Linked DNA regions of Homo sapiens: all the other regions are linked to region 3. The links are chromatin contacts, found by Hi-C or POLR2A ChIA-PET in ENCODE. All regions are on one chromosome and are shown on one strand. The core of a region is the stretch at or near the end of the contact, and the rest is flanking DNA. Distances in the headings are between cores, read along the strand shown.

Region 1 (2,703 bases), core at 56-2,555, 1.5 Mb before region 3:
GTGAGCCAAAATCACGACACTGCACTCCAGTCCGGGCAACAGAGCGAGACCCTGTCTCAAAACAAACAAACAAAAAAAAACAAATGATCTATCAAGTTTGGAAGAATATTCACCAAAATATTAAAAGTGATTGTCTTAGGTCAGTGGGATTGCAGATGGTTTTTTTCTTTTTTCTTTTTTTTTTTTTTTGAGACGGAGTCTTGCTCTGTCGCCCAGGCTGGAGTGCAGTGGTGTGATGTCGGCTCACTGCAAGCTCTGCCTCCCGGGTTCACGCCATTCTCCTGCCTCAGCCTCCTGAGTAGCTGGGACTACAGGCGCCTGCCACCACACCCGGCTAATATTTTGTGTTTTTAGTAGAGACGGGGTTTCACCATGTTAACCAGGATGGTCTCGATCTCCTGGCCTTGTGATCCGCCCGCCTCGGCCTCCCAAAGTGCTGGGATTACAGGTGTGAGCCACCATGCCCGGCCATTTTTTTTCTTTTTTTGAGACAGGGTCTGGATCTGTCGCCCAGGCTGGAGTGCAGTGCTGCAATTATAGCTCACTGTAACCTCAACCTCCTGGGCTCAAGCTATTCTCCTGCCTCAGGCTCCCGAGTAGCTGGGACTACAGGTATGAGCCACTGTGTCTGGCTCAAGGTCACTCATCTTAAGAATGGAGGGGTCCAAACTAGAGCTGTAAACCTAGTTTGGACAGAGAGAGACCCCTCTGTAATCCCAGCACTTTGGGAAGCCGAGGCGGGAGGATCTCTCGGGTCCATGATTTCGAGACCAGCCTGAGCAATAAAGTGAGACTCTCTCTACAAAAAATAAATAAGTAAATAATAAGTAATTAGCCGGGCGTAGTGCTGCGCACCTGTGGTCCCAGCTGCTTGGGAGGCTGAGGTGAGAGGATCACCTGAGCCTGGGAGGCGGAGGGTGCAGTGAGCCCAGATCTTCGAGCCACTGCACTCTAGCTTGAGCAACAGAGCAAGACCCTATTTCAAACAAACAAACAAAAAATGAGTGACCTTGAGCAAAACCCTGCCCCTCTTAGAACCTCAGATTTGCCGTCTTTACACAGAAGATGGACTTCAAACTCCCTACGACCTTGCCCGGCCCCCTCACGCTGAATTGGCTAGCGGGATGGTTTCCCAAGGGCTCTGCGGGAGACTGCAGCATAGCAGCGCCGCGGCTGCCGAGGGGTTAATACCGTTGGGCTCTTCCCCTTTTCTTGCCCCGCCCCACGGGCACCACCCCCGCCAGGGTTGTACCCTTGACCCCGCCTTCAGGCCTTGCGTCCACCGGAAGTACCCGCGCGCGGGCAGCTCACTTCCGCCCGGCAGGTGACAGCCGCGGGGCTCCGAGCCGCCGGCAGCCCGGACGCACCGGGAGAGCGAGAGGTGGAGGCCGCGGACATTTTGGTGCCAAGCCGAACCGAGCCGGGGCGCCGGGAGCTATTGGGACCTGCGGGTGAGGAAGCGGGGACCCGGGCGAGCCAGGAGAAGAAGTGGGGCGAGGGGTCAGGGGTCCTAGGTGAGGGGTTTGCGGGGTCAGAGGTCATGAAGAGGACGCGGCGCTGCAGGGGCGCGAGCGACGTCCCCAGCCAGAGGAGGAGGAAGGGCTGAGGGTTCGTTCATTCATTCGCGCCCACTTGGCCGCCGGCCTGTTCCTCGGCCGCCCCATACCCGCAGCACCTCCTGGGGCTTCCGCCCGGAGAGACAGGACTTAGGCCCCGAGGAATTCCCCACTGGCCTGAGGGAAAACTCTTCGGGCTCTGATTTCCTCTTTCGGACTCACCTCCATGGCCATCCTGAGGCCTCCTCGTTGTTCAGGGCGTTATCTCTTTGCCAAGGTTGAAAAAGAAGAAAGAAAAAAAAACTAGAAAACGGTCCCGTGCCGCCCGCCTCCGGCTAGGCACTGGCTTGGTCTTGTTTGTTGGAGCCTCTAAGACAAGTTAACTGAATGGAGACACCGGTGATAATGCTGCAAAATAACGAGGGAGATGCTTGCTAGTGGCTATCGAGTCCCTTCTGTGTACCGGGCACTGTGCTAAGCACTTTCCTTACAATGACACATTTAAACTTCACAGCAACCTTTGTGGGGATTAAATATCCCTATTTTATCGATGAGGACCCTGAGGCACAGAGAGGTTAAATCCCACATGTAAGGTCATTCGGGTAGTAGAGGCAAGGCCAGGTTTTCTGCCAGGCTGTCAGAGACCTGCAAAGTACAGAGACAAAGGAAAGACTGGAGTTAAGGTTGGGGTGTAGGGGATATTTAAGACTTTTAGCCAGACATGGTGGCTCACGCCTGTAATCCCAGCACTTTGGGAAGCTGAGGCGGGTGGATCGTGAGGTCAGGAGTTCAAGACCAGCCTGACCAACATGGTGAAACCCTGTCTCCAATAAAAATACAAAAATTAGCCAGACATGGTGGCGTACGCCTGTAATCCCAGCTACTTGGGAGGCTGAGGCAGGAGAATCGCTTGAACCCAGGAGGTGGAGGTTGCAGTGAGCCGAGATCGTGCGACTGCACTCCAGCCTGGGCCACGGAGTGAGACTCCGTCTCAAAAAAAAAAAAAAAAAAAAGATTTTTAGCTGCCGTTGTATTTATTTGGATTTATGTCACGATGTAGCCTTATTGCTTTTTGTCTGATCTTCATAAGGGGCATTCGACTTACTTTCTTTAGGATAAAACAATCCTACAGGCTGTTGCTATTAGT
Region 2 (2,700 bases), core at 190-2,689, 1.6 Mb before region 3:
CTTGAAGAGAGGTTCCTAATACTAGACAGATGGAGAGTGGCTTGGCTGTTTCCCCCTGCATATTGGGGTTGAAAACTTAAATGTGTAGTTCCAGTCCTTCTATGCAGAGTCTCTCCTGCCCTCCCTCCTTCCTGCAGGCAAATATACAAGCTAGACCCTGTTCCCTCACCCTGTATCCTGTCTCCCCTAATTGACATTCTATCAGCCCAACCCTCATTCTGCAGGGCCACCTGGTGTGTGGAGGTGGCGGGAGGGGTCAGTGACTCTGGGGGTCTCCTCAGTGACCCCCATACCTCATCATGAACCCTTGGGTAGCTTGATTCTGCCTACCATCCAGGAAAACTTGTGCTGGAATTGCTGATGGAAACAATTAAATATTTACTATAAATCAGTGTCTTTTCTTCATCTGCAAGGAACTTTAGCAGGTGCCTGAGGCAGGGCACAGTAGAGCTGGTGGGCTTAGTCCCACATGGCAGATCTACCCTCCTGGAGGGTACTGTGTTCTTGAGCTATTCTCAACAGTCAGTACTGGTTGGGTGCAGTGGCTCACGCCTGTAATCCCAGCATTTTGGAAGTCCGAGGTGGGCAGATCACTTGAGTGAGGTCAGGAGTTCAAGACCAGCCTGGGCAACATGGTGAAACCCTGTCTCTACTAAAAATACAAAAATTAGCTGGGCATGGTGGTGCATGCCTGTAATCCCAGCTACTTAGGAGGCTGAGGCAGGAGAATCCTTTAAACCCTGGAGTCGGAGTTTGCAGTGAGCGGGGATTGCGCCACTGCACTTCAGCCTGGGTGAGAGAGCAAAACTCTGTCTCAAATAAAAATAAAAATAAAAAAGAGCCAGTATTTTCCTCCTTGCTCCTGGGAAGGAGAAGGAACTGGCCCCGTACAACCAGGGATTCAGGACACGTGTTACTAGCTCCAGATGAGGATTTACACGAAAAAATCCTGGGCCTTGTTTGTACAGTTCATGCCAGGGGTAGGAAATACCTGAAGCTTTCAAATACTGCGTTAGAGTTGTGACTCTGTCCTGGGCAAGTCAGGCCTAAAATGGAGAAACTGGTGATGCACTCCTCAAAAAGCCAAGTGTAAAATGAGGTTAATGCCCTCCCTGACTTGTTGCCTTCACTGGCGTGGCATATTATGGTAAAAATAATAATTAAGAAGTAAGGTTATGCAGGCAAATCCTCTAGCGCCGAAATCTTCCCCGCCGCGCTACCAGGTTCTTTCGTGTTATCTTGGACATAACACAACATTAATTCAACTACTCGGTGGAGCGCCCACTAGCTGCTGGACACTCTCTTAGGCCCTGGGCACAGTGAACGAGAAGCATGTGTCTTTGTTTTTACAGTCTCACCACGCCACCACCTCCCTCGGGGGCCTCCGCGCTGAGCTTCCGGCCTCTACGCCTCGCTTCCGGTCGGCCGCCCCTTCCTTACTTCCGGTTCTCTATGGTGCGCGGGCAAGCTTTGCTCCGCCTCCGGCAGTGGCTTACTCCCGGTGCCAGGTTCTTGGAGCTGTGAGGTGAGGAGGGGACAAGGGCAGTGGGGCTGGGAGATGGGGCGGGGCTGGGCGCTCCGGGACTGAGGTGCTGATCGCCCAAAGGGCGCCCCTGGGCTGGGGTCTGACCCGGCTTCTCCTCCCTCACTACCCGCGGTCCCCGGCCTCTCGGCGCTGCGCTGTTACCTCATCCGAAAAGTGTTCGCTGCAGCATCCTCAGGCTTCACGTTGGAGCCTCTTGATTGTGGTAATGTAGCCTGATGGGGGTGGGGGTGGTGGTGATGGTAACAGCTCACATATATCGTGCTCTTCGGTGTGCCAGGCACTCTACTGTGTTGCCAAAGTCAGGATTTCCCACACTTAAGCCTTTCAGGTCCGGTCTTTGTAGGCTTTGCCAGATCAACTTACCACCTCTACTACCGTTTATTAAAAATTTGTTTGTTTGTTTGTTTTAGTATTTATTGATAATTCTTGGGTGTTTCTCGCAGAGGGGATTTGGCAGGGTCATAGGACAATAGTGGAGGGAAGGTCAGCAGATAAACAAGTGAACAAAGGTCTCTGGTTTTCCTAGGCAGAGGACCCTGCAGCCTTCCGCAGTGTTTGTGTCCCTGGGTACTTGAGATTAGGGAGTGGTGATGACTCTTAAGGAGCATGCTGCCTTCAAGCTTCTGTTTAACAAAGCACATCTTGCCCCGCCCTTAATCCATTTAACCCTGAGTGGACACAGCACATGTTTCAGAGAGCACGGGGTTGGGGGTAAGGCTATAGACCAACAGCATCCCAAGGCAGAAGAATTTCTCTCAGTACAGAACAAAATGGAGTCTCCCTTGTCCACCTCTCTCCACACAGACACAGCAACAATCCGATTTCTCTATCTTTTCCCCACATTTCCCCCCTCTCTACTAGACAAAACCGCCATCGTCATCATGGCCCGTTCTCAATGAGCTGTTGGGTACACCTCCCAGACGGGGTGGCGGCCAGGCAGAGGGGCTCCTCACCTCCCAGAAGGGGCGGCCGGGCAGAGGCGCCCCCCACCTCCCGGACGGGGTGGCGGCCAGGCGGAGGCGCCCCCCTACCCCCGACCCGACGGGGCGGCTGGCCGGGCTGGGGCTGGCCCCCACCTCCCCCCCGGACGGGGCGGCTGGCCGGGCGGGGGCTGCCCCCCACCTCCCGGACGGGGCGGCTGCTGGGTGGAGGGG
Region 3 (2,700 bases), core at 1-2,500:
ATAAGAGAAACTCGGTGACTCCAGGGACTGCCTTAGGAGAAAGTTTCTGGAAGTTCTGACATTCCAGAAACTTTCTCCTAAGGCAGTCCCTGGGAGTCACTGAGTCAGTCCATTTCCGTTATTTTTTTGGAGGCAGCCCTAACTCCACAGATGTATTCCACTATCAGATACACCAGATGTTTATACAAAAATGTTTTCGTGATATTTTAATCGTCTTAATAGCCTTTCAACAGGTTCTCATGGTTCTTAGAAGACAAATTCTTTACTATGGCCTAGTAATCCAGTTGGTCCCAGCTCATTTCCCACCCTCACTTAGGATGTTCTGGCCACATCTGCCCTCTAGCTGATCCTTGAACACCCTAGGCTTACTCCATCCTCGGGTCATATTTCCCTCCAACTGGAATGCCCCTCTCACATCCTAACAGGCTAGGCTCAAACACCGCCTCCTAAGACAGCCCTTGTCTTGAGTCCTCTGCTTCTCCCAGTACTCCACTGTATTCATAGCATAGCACTTCCCCACCACCCCAAATTCTCCCTGCTTTCTTTCCAAGTGAGTTGTCTCCTCTAGACTGTGAGCTTCTTGAGAACAGGGACTGTGTCTGCTTCTAGATGCATCCCCACTGCCTAGAACCGTGTCTGACACAGAGCAAGCCAGCGACCTCCGGGCTGCGGCTTTGAGGCCCACGGCGCTTTCGGTGTAACTGCGCGAACCAACTCCTGAACAGCCCGCTTTCCTGGGTCTCGAGGCCAAGGGCCTCTTTTCTCCCAGAGGGCCTCCGTCGGGAGTGCTGGCCGCTCATCCTGCCGAGTCACAGGTGAGGTTTAGGATTCTCCGCCGCGGTGGACCTCCACGAGACCGCGAAGCAGGTGAACGTCCTCCCGCGGAACCTGAGCTGCCAAGGGCTGGGGAGGGGAACAGAAGCTGGCGTCGGCTGCCTCCAGAACCTGTCAGGAGTCTTTTATGTGGACTATGGAGGTGAGGTGTCGGTCAAGGAGGTGGGCCCTGACTCGGAGCAGTGAGAGAGAGCAGAAAACCAGTCACCGCAAAACGGCTTCCAAAGAACCAACTGGAAAACTCACCGGAAAGCGTAGGCTGCCCAGACGCCCCGAGGGACCAAAGCTGAAGGGAGGAGCCCTCGTAAGCAGACAAGAGTGCGCGCGTCGAGCTTGCGCAGCCGCAGTAGAAGCCGCACGCTCTTCGGCAGGCTGCGCAACCGCAGTGGAGGCCTCGTGTGCCCGGGGTGGGGCACGAAACTGGGCGGAGCTAGGCCCCCTCGCGCGCTGACGCGACTGGTCGCGGCGGAAGGGTGTAAGCACGCAGGCGCGATGGTGGCTCGGGGGGGCAGGGAGGCGGGGCCGCGCAGGCGCTGTGAGAGGCGGTAGCGGCGGCGGCGGCGGTGGTATCGGCGGCAGCTGTGAGGGGGTTCCGGGAAGATGGTGCTGATCAAGGAATTGTGAGTGGGTCTGTGGGCGCGAGCGAGGCCGTGGGACGGCAGTGATGGGAGATTTGTTGATGGAGAAGTGGTAGGATATTCCTAAATCGGAGTCAGCCCTGTGTCAGCCCCTCCCTGCGGGCGCCCCCTCCCTCCCCCGGCCCCTTCGAAGCCCCTCAGCGAGTGCGCCCCTCGGCCCTCCAGGCATTGCCGTGGTAACACGCCCTCTCCCTTCCCCGGGGCGAAGGCGGCTGGGTCCCGGCCCGAGCGCATGGCTCGGGAAGGCGCGGCCGGGAGTTTCCGCTGGGACCCGCCTTCTCCCCAACCCCCCACCCCCAGGCTGGGTCTGGGCCCACCCCCAGGCCCGCCGGTGGGAAGGAGCCGCAGTCCGAGGGTGGGAGAGACACGTTGGTTCTGACTGTGATTTGTCGTCCGGGGTGGAGTCCCCTGGTAACCAGCGGGAGATGGGCTTGCCGGTTGAAGGCAGCCCTCGTGTCAGGACTCGCGGTGGGACGCTGGCGCCTTGAAGTTCGTGGTGGAGCCGGGATTCCGGAAAGCCTCCGCTCTCCTGGGCAGCTCCGCTGACTTGACGGGAGAGCCTTTTCTCTTTTTGGTTTCCGCATGTTTTAAGATGAGGTGACATCCCGGGCCCCACCTACTTTCTTAGAAGTTAACACGTGCTCTGTCAAATGGAGGGATTTCGAGGTGCATCCGACTGGCCAAGTGATTTTGTTGAAAAGTCACGGCTTTTCCTACTGGCAAGGACTGTAAACATTACGGAAATCTGCTTGCCTCTGAATGTTCGTCTGTCACAGCTGGTTCGTGTCGTCAGCATCCTTTGGGCAGCTAGGGAGGTCGAGTATGGCCCATTCGTTGGTTTTCAAATTCTTCATTTTAAATTCTTAGAAATATTTTTGGCTTAATTTAGCTTTTTTCAGACACCTTATTTTTAGTGTTCTTAAACCTCCTTTAAAAAGTCACTGATGCACTTCTCTGAGACTTAATACCTCCCAAAGACTCCCTGTCTCACCCAGAATAAAAGTCAAAGCCTCTGCAACAGCTACAAGGCTTTACACTTTTTTTTCCTGCCCTGATCTCATTTACTACCTTTTCCTTGCCCATTCCATCTTCGCAAGCTTCCTTGCTGTTCCTCTGCTACTCTAGAATAAGTTCAGTTCAAGACCTTTCCACCTGCTTTTGTTCCCTTTGCTTGAAGTGTTCTTCCCTTGGCACACTAACTCACCTTCTTCCAGGTCTTTGCTCAGAC
Region 4 (2,700 bases), core at 196-2,695, 1.5 Mb after region 3:
AAGCTCAAAGCTGAACTATGACAATAAAAGAAACACATTTGCAGAGTGACTGGCAGTTTATTAAGCACTGCTTCAAACATTTGATCCTCACAGCTACCTAGTGACAACTCCCCATCTACCCAGTGGGGAGAGGAGAGACTCTCTCCCCCGACAGCTCCTTGCCCAGTGACCACAGTAGCTTCCAGCTTCCTTCGCACATCTGTTCATTGTCATCTGTGTTATTTCTGTCCTCATCAGGGATGGGGACATCTCATTGCAGCTCTGCACTTTAATAATAAGCAACCCCAGATCTTCCAGCTCAGTTGGCTCTGGGGAATTGAGTCCAAATCCATGGCCAGTTGGAGAGCAAGTCCAATCCAAGACAACTTCTCACACCATGAACACCTGGGAGAGCCGGTGTCAGGCCTGACCTGGTCAGCCTAGTTCAGATGTCCATTCCCAGAGGCTGCCTAATGCCAAAGAGTGTCTGCTCACCCTCAGGATGAGGCCAAGTCACCCTGGAAGCCCCCCAGTGAGCAGCACTGGGCAAGGTGTGTGATGCCTGTCACCCTCTCCACTCAGGAGCCAGAGAGATGCCGTGGGGCCAGCCCTTCCCGGTGCAGACCTGGGGACCTTCCCTCTCTTGGCCAGCTTCTCAGCACCCACCTGCCCTGGAGAGTGGGAAAGAGGGGAGGGCTGAAGATGGGTTAGCACAGATGGTGACCACCAGGAGGTCAGGGGAGGAGGGGGATGGGACGATGGAAAGGTGAGTGTTGCCCGGAAAAGTGGACGATCAGCTCAAGATTGTGGAAGGAGGTTTATGGCGCCTCATAATTCGTGGGACAGGGGAGGAGGGTCACCACGTGAAATATGGGAAGTGGGTGATGCTGAGGGCTGGGGGAGGGGACAGGAGGTGAGGAAAGAGGGGTCACAGGGGAGAAGGGAGATGGAGGAAGGGACCACGATGGGGCAGGGAAGAGGAGTAGGAGGAGGTCTAGGGAGGGTGATGCCCGGCTCCGAGGCGGCGGCGCTTAGCACGTACGAGCACTGGCCTCGGCCGGGCCGGGATGCGGGCGCCCGGGTCCCGGAGCATCCTCGGCGGGGGCGGCGGCGGCGGCGGCGCCGGTAAGGGAGGGCCGTGGGCCTGCAGCTGCCGGGCTCCCGCCTCCAACCCCTGTCCTGGGGTCGGCCCAGCCGCGCCGCCCTCCCGCCCCGGCAGCCCCCGGAGACGAAGCTTACCTGCGCCCGGGCGCGCGGACGGCTGCCGGGACCCAGGAGACGCCGCCGCCCGAGGGCGCGGACCCGCGGACGGCCCCTGCCCGGCGCCGCGGAGCCGCCGCCTGGCTGCTGCCCAGCCCACGCCGCGGGAGCCCGAGCCGGAGCCCGAGCCCGAGCCTAAGCCGCGCCGGTGCCCCTGCCGGTGCCGACGCCGCGCTGCGCTCCGCGGGGCCGCGAAGACCACAACTCCCACAATGCCGCGCGCGCTGGGCCGCCGGGGGAGGGGGTACGGGGGGGCGGGGCCTGCGGGGCGGGGCCGGGGACCCCCCTGCACCCGGCACCTGCGCTCGCAGTGCGGGAGGCGACCCGAGGCCGCGCCCGCCGCCGCTCCGGAGGGTCCTGGCAGTGCGCCCCGAGACGCAGCGCCCGCCCAGCCCGAGGTTGCGCGCAGGCGGCGACGGGCGTGCAGTCATTCATTAAGAAAGGCTCGCGTCGCTTCCTTCGCTCTTTCGTTTTTCGCTCTGTGTCTTTCTCAGTTCTCCCTCCCTCTGTCTCTCTGTTCCTCTCTGAGTCGCCCTCGTCTCCATTTCCTCCTTTTCATTCTCTTTCACTTCCCCCCCACCTCACTTCCTCTCGCCCTAACGCCTTCTTTCCTTTATTGATGGACTCAACACGGACTTCTGAGGCCCTCAGGCACTTGGAATGGAACCGCAAATCAAACCAGATTCTTAGTCTCATGGAAAACTCATTCGCTCAGTACAGTAATGATGGGCCAGCCTGGGTCCCCGTCCCTGCCAGCTGCGCTGAGCGTGCGCGGTGAGCGCTCAGGCCCGCCCTGCCCTCAGTGAGCCACCGTCTAGCGGGAGGGGACCCTCACCCCCGGGTAGGGTTTAGGAGGGGAAGTACAGGCAGGACGGTTGTCTGACCAGGGGACTGATGAGCTGCGAATGGAGGCCCCAAGGAGGCTGCTTGGAGGAGGTGACGTTTGAGCTAAGACCTGGGGGAGACTAACAGTGGCTACGGGATGTGTTAGGGGCGCCAGGGAAACTGCATGGGTGGGTTCTGGGAGCATAGAGTAGGATGGCCCGCCCACAATCCATCTGTCTCTGTCCCAGACCCACCTCTCTTGTGTCCCAGAATTTATCTCTAACATGGCCCAGAAGCCACCTCATGTCTGTCCCAGAATCCATTTCTCATCCCTATTCCAGAAGCCACCTTCACCCTGTTCCAGAACGTACCTCCTTCCTGTTCCAGAACCCACCTCCCTCCCTGTCCCAGGACCCACCTCCACCCTGTGCCAGAACTCACCTCCTTCCTGTTACAGAACCCACCTCCTCCCTCTTCCAGAACCCACCTCCTCCCTCTTCCAGAGCCCACCTCCTCCCTCTTCCAGAACCTACCTTCTTTCTGTCCCAGGACCCACTTCCACCCTGTCCCAGGACCCACCTCCTCCCTGTCCCAGGACCCACCTCCACCCTGTCCCAGAGCCCACCTCCTCCCTAT
Region 5 (2,700 bases), core at 185-2,684, 1.3 Mb after region 3:
TTTCACCATATTGGTCAGGCTGGTCTTGGATTCCTGACCTGGTGATCCACCCGCATCGGCCTCCCAAAGTGCTGGGATTGCATTTTTTTTTTTTTTTTTGAGACAGAGTCTCACTTGTTGCCCAGGCTGGAGTGCAGTGCAATCTCAGCTCACTGCAACCCTTGCCTCCCAGGTTCAAGCGATTCTCCTGTCTCAGCCTCCTGAGTAGCTGGGACTACAGGCATGTACCACCACACCCGGCTAATTTTTGTATTTTTAGTAGAGACAGGGTTTCGCCATGTTGGCCTGGCTGGTCTCGAACTCCTGACCTCATGTGATCCACCCACCTTGGCCTCCCAAAGTCATTTTCGTATTTTTATTAGAAACGAGGTTTCACCATTTTGGCCAGGCTGGTCTTGAACTCCTAGCCTCAAGTGATCCGCCCGCCTCGCCTCCCAAAGTGCTAGAATCACAGGTGTGAGCCATGCACCTGACCCAGAAATTTATTTTAAACAGATAATATATACATATGGCAAATAGAAAGTTAAAAGAGAACAAAGAACCAAAGTTCACAATGAAAAGTAAGCCTGCATGCCTACCCTACCTTTTCTTCAGGTATTCAATGCACAAGCATACGATGCATAGATAGCTCTATTATTTTTCCAATTTTACACATGAAGAAGCAGAAGCACTGAAAGGTTATAGAACTTAGACTGTGCTAAGATTTATCAGTCAGGAGTTTTGTTTCATTTGTGTATATCAGGGCTTCACAACCTTTACGCTATTCGGCATTTTTTGCAGGGTTTTTTTTGGGGGGGTAGTGGCAGGGCTGGGGGTGGAAAGGGTGTCCTATGCACCGCAGAATGTTTAGCAGCATTCCAGGCCTCTACTCACTAGATGCCAGTATCGCCTCTCCACTTCCCCAGTTATGACAACCAAAAATGTCTTCAGAGATTGCCAAATGTCGTGGTGGTGGAGGGATGTCAGGGCAAAATCCCTGATAAATGGAGAGAATGTGGTATATCCACAAAAACTCCCTCCAAAACCACTGGTGTGTATGACTATACATCAGACCACCCCTTTCTTTTTTCTGTGTTTTACACAAACAGTAGCACGAATACACCCCGCTGCGGGTCTACTTTTCTTTTCTTACACCACTTTTTGGTGATCATTCCACTTCATTGCTTACAGGCAGAAAGGAACTTCTCTTAAACAGAACTGACCGGGAGAAGTGGTGAGCTGCCCGTCCTAGGGGTAAGCCAGCGAGCAGACAGGGGCTTCCAGGGCGGCGGGGCGGGGTTCCCGGGGCGAGCCTCCGGGAAACTTCCCGACCAGCCTCTGCTCACCTCGCGGTCCCGAGGCGCAGTGGAGGGGATGGGGCGGGGCGGGGCGGGGCCGCGTATCGGGCCCGCCCCCGTACGTCACGTCGCCGCGGCCCCGCCCCCGCGCGGGCACCTCCCCCTTCCCCGGCTGGGGCGGCTGGAGAGCCGGGAGTCGCTGGGTGCGTGGGGCTGCCTCGCCGCGTCTCGCCACGGTAGGTGGCCCTGGGGCGGCAGGGGGTGGCCTCGGGTTGCAACCGGGGGCGCGGGCTGGGGGCCGTGCGGGTCGGCCTCGGGCGCCTGGCAGCCCTCCGTCCTGGCGGCTGCCTCCGGGCCCGGCGCGACTGCTCGGGCTCCGGGGCTGGGAGCTGGGATCTGGGAGGCAGGCAGGCGGCGCGGGCGCGCGGTTCTGGGATCCGCACCCGCTCGGCGTCCCGAGCGCTTTCCGCGGGGTGCGGCATCCACCGGGCCCCCGTTACCACGCTTCCCGCTTCGGACCCAGCGCCTGGGAGACGCTCAGCGTCTGTTGGCGGGGGGACTGGGGGGGAGGGCGGCGCGTCCCCGCCTCCGGAGTCCCCAACCTCGCCCAGGCGCGCGGGGACCCCCAGGCGGGCGCCAGGGCGCGTGGAAGTTAACTTGCAGCAGCCGTGGAGTTGCGAGGAGCGTCAGAAGTGGAGGCGTTGGGGGCGGAAATCGTCGGCTGGGGAGGTGGGCGCTGGGAGCACTGGGTTGGGGAGCCCTAGTGAACTTGGAGGTCACTGGTGAGGAGTGGAGAGGAATTTGACCCGAGGATCCCACCCCAACCCCCAACCTCCCTCCGTAAACTCCGCTTCTCGGTGTGAGCTGGATGGGAGGTGCCCGGAAAGCCGGGACTGGGACTGGTAGCAGGGGACTGGGAGCATGGGCTCAGAGGCTGAGCACGCCTGACCTGGCAGAGTCGTTGTTAGATGGGACAGAGGTCGAGGTCTGGCATTCCCACTCAAAGGCCCGTTCCCTAGGGAAGGAACCATCCACCTCAGCAGAGTCATTAGAAAGAACCGTGCCTAACCTCTTGCCCCCTTCCCCTTTTACAGATGGGGAGACTGAGGCTTGGAGAGGTCACCTGCCCGTGACCCTAGGATTCACAGCTAGGATGTGGCAGAGCTGAAACTCACTCACAGGCCTCCTGACTTAATGTCCTTGGGGATGTTGAGGAGGCGGGCTGTTGAACTCCTACTTATCCTACAGAAGCCCCCTCAAGCAGCACCTCCTCCGGGAAGCCTTCCCTGGCATTCTCCTGGTATTGTTGGGTGCTTCCTGTTTTGAACCCCACAGAGTTAGCCAGCCCTTTTTCTCACTTCCCAACAGACATTCCCTTGCATGTCTGTCTGCCAGACTGGGCTGTGGGTGGACACCTCTCCCT

What was found. Hi-C counts contacts between places; a loop is a spot of excess contacts on that map. ChIA-PET counts read pairs that join two places held with the same protein, here RNA polymerase II (POLR2A). Pooled maps may share reads with other maps.
Region 1: a loop to region 3 is called in a map of CD4-positive, alpha-beta memory T cell, with 9 times the contacts of the local background. The contact joins the promoter of AP1B1 here to the promoter of TTC28-AS1 in region 3. A Hi-C loop is called at or near these places in 1 of 168 maps with a recorded cell type or tissue (CD4-positive, alpha-beta memory T cell), 1 of 37 single-sample maps with no recorded cell type and 8 of 50 pooled maps.
Region 2: a loop to region 3 is called in a pooled map, with 13 times the contacts of the local background. The contact joins the promoter of THOC5 here to the promoter of TTC28-AS1 in region 3. A Hi-C loop is called at or near these places in 5 of 50 pooled maps. POLR2A ChIA-PET finds 5 or more read pairs at or near these places in 2 of 52 experiments (activated B cell and activated naive CD8-positive, alpha-beta T cell).
Region 4: a loop to region 3 is called in a map of CD4-positive, alpha-beta T cell, with 4 times the contacts of the local background. The contact joins the promoter of ASPHD2 here to the promoter of TTC28-AS1 in region 3. A Hi-C loop is called at or near these places in 1 of 168 maps with a recorded cell type or tissue (CD4-positive, alpha-beta T cell), 5 of 37 single-sample maps with no recorded cell type and 11 of 50 pooled maps.
Region 5: a loop to region 3 is called in a map of CD8-positive, alpha-beta T cell, with 37 times the contacts of the local background. The contact joins the promoter of TPST2 here to the promoter of TTC28-AS1 in region 3. A Hi-C loop is called at or near these places in 1 of 168 maps with a recorded cell type or tissue (CD8-positive, alpha-beta T cell), 2 of 37 single-sample maps with no recorded cell type and 8 of 50 pooled maps.

Annotation. Positions count from the first base shown.
Region 1 is chr22:29,387,172-29,389,874 of GRCh38, reverse strand. AP1B1 (adaptor related protein complex 1 subunit beta 1) reads left to right here and starts at 1,305. Exons shown (of 23, transcript NM_001127.4): 1 at 1,305-1,451. It also overlaps a transcript of RFPL1 not described here.
Region 2 is chr22:29,552,496-29,555,195 of GRCh38, reverse strand. THOC5 (THO complex subunit 5) reads left to right here and starts at 1,439. Exons shown (of 20, transcript NM_003678.5): 1 at 1,439-1,525. It overlaps NIPSNAP1 (nipsnap homolog 1), which reads left to right. Exons shown (of 10, transcript NM_003634.4): 10 at 1-388. RefSeq lists enhancers at 1,069-1,138, 522-1,219, 2,617-2,700 and a silencer at 1,539-1,728.
Region 3 is chr22:27,917,926-27,920,625 of GRCh38, reverse strand. TTC28-AS1 (TTC28 antisense RNA 1) reads right to left here and starts at 1,250. Exons shown (of 5, transcript NR_026963.1): 1 at 1,081-1,250. PITPNB (phosphatidylinositol transfer protein beta) reads left to right here and starts at 1,370. Exons shown (of 12, transcript NM_012399.5): 1 at 1,370-1,454. The coding sequence starts at 1,435. MIR3199-1 (microRNA 3199-1) reads left to right here and starts at 14; the gene lies at 14-101. It overlaps MIR3199-2 (microRNA 3199-2), which reads right to left and starts at 100; the gene lies at 15-100. RefSeq lists enhancers at 850-1,029, 200-1,184, 1,185-2,170 and silencers at 1,340-1,409, 1,600-1,919.
Region 4 is chr22:26,428,005-26,430,704 of GRCh38, reverse strand. It overlaps ASPHD2 (aspartate beta-hydroxylase domain containing 2), which reads right to left and starts at 1,445. Exons shown (of 4, transcript NM_020437.5): 1 at 1,219-1,445. RefSeq lists silencers at 1,295-1,354, 1,475-1,604.
Region 5 is chr22:26,588,866-26,591,565 of GRCh38, reverse strand. TPST2 (tyrosylprotein sulfotransferase 2) reads left to right here and starts at 1,434. Exons shown (of 7, transcript NM_003595.5): 1 at 1,434-1,513. It also overlaps a transcript of CRYBA4 not described here. RefSeq lists enhancers at 1,080-1,219, 1,736-2,236 and silencers at 1,330-1,699, 1,710-1,889.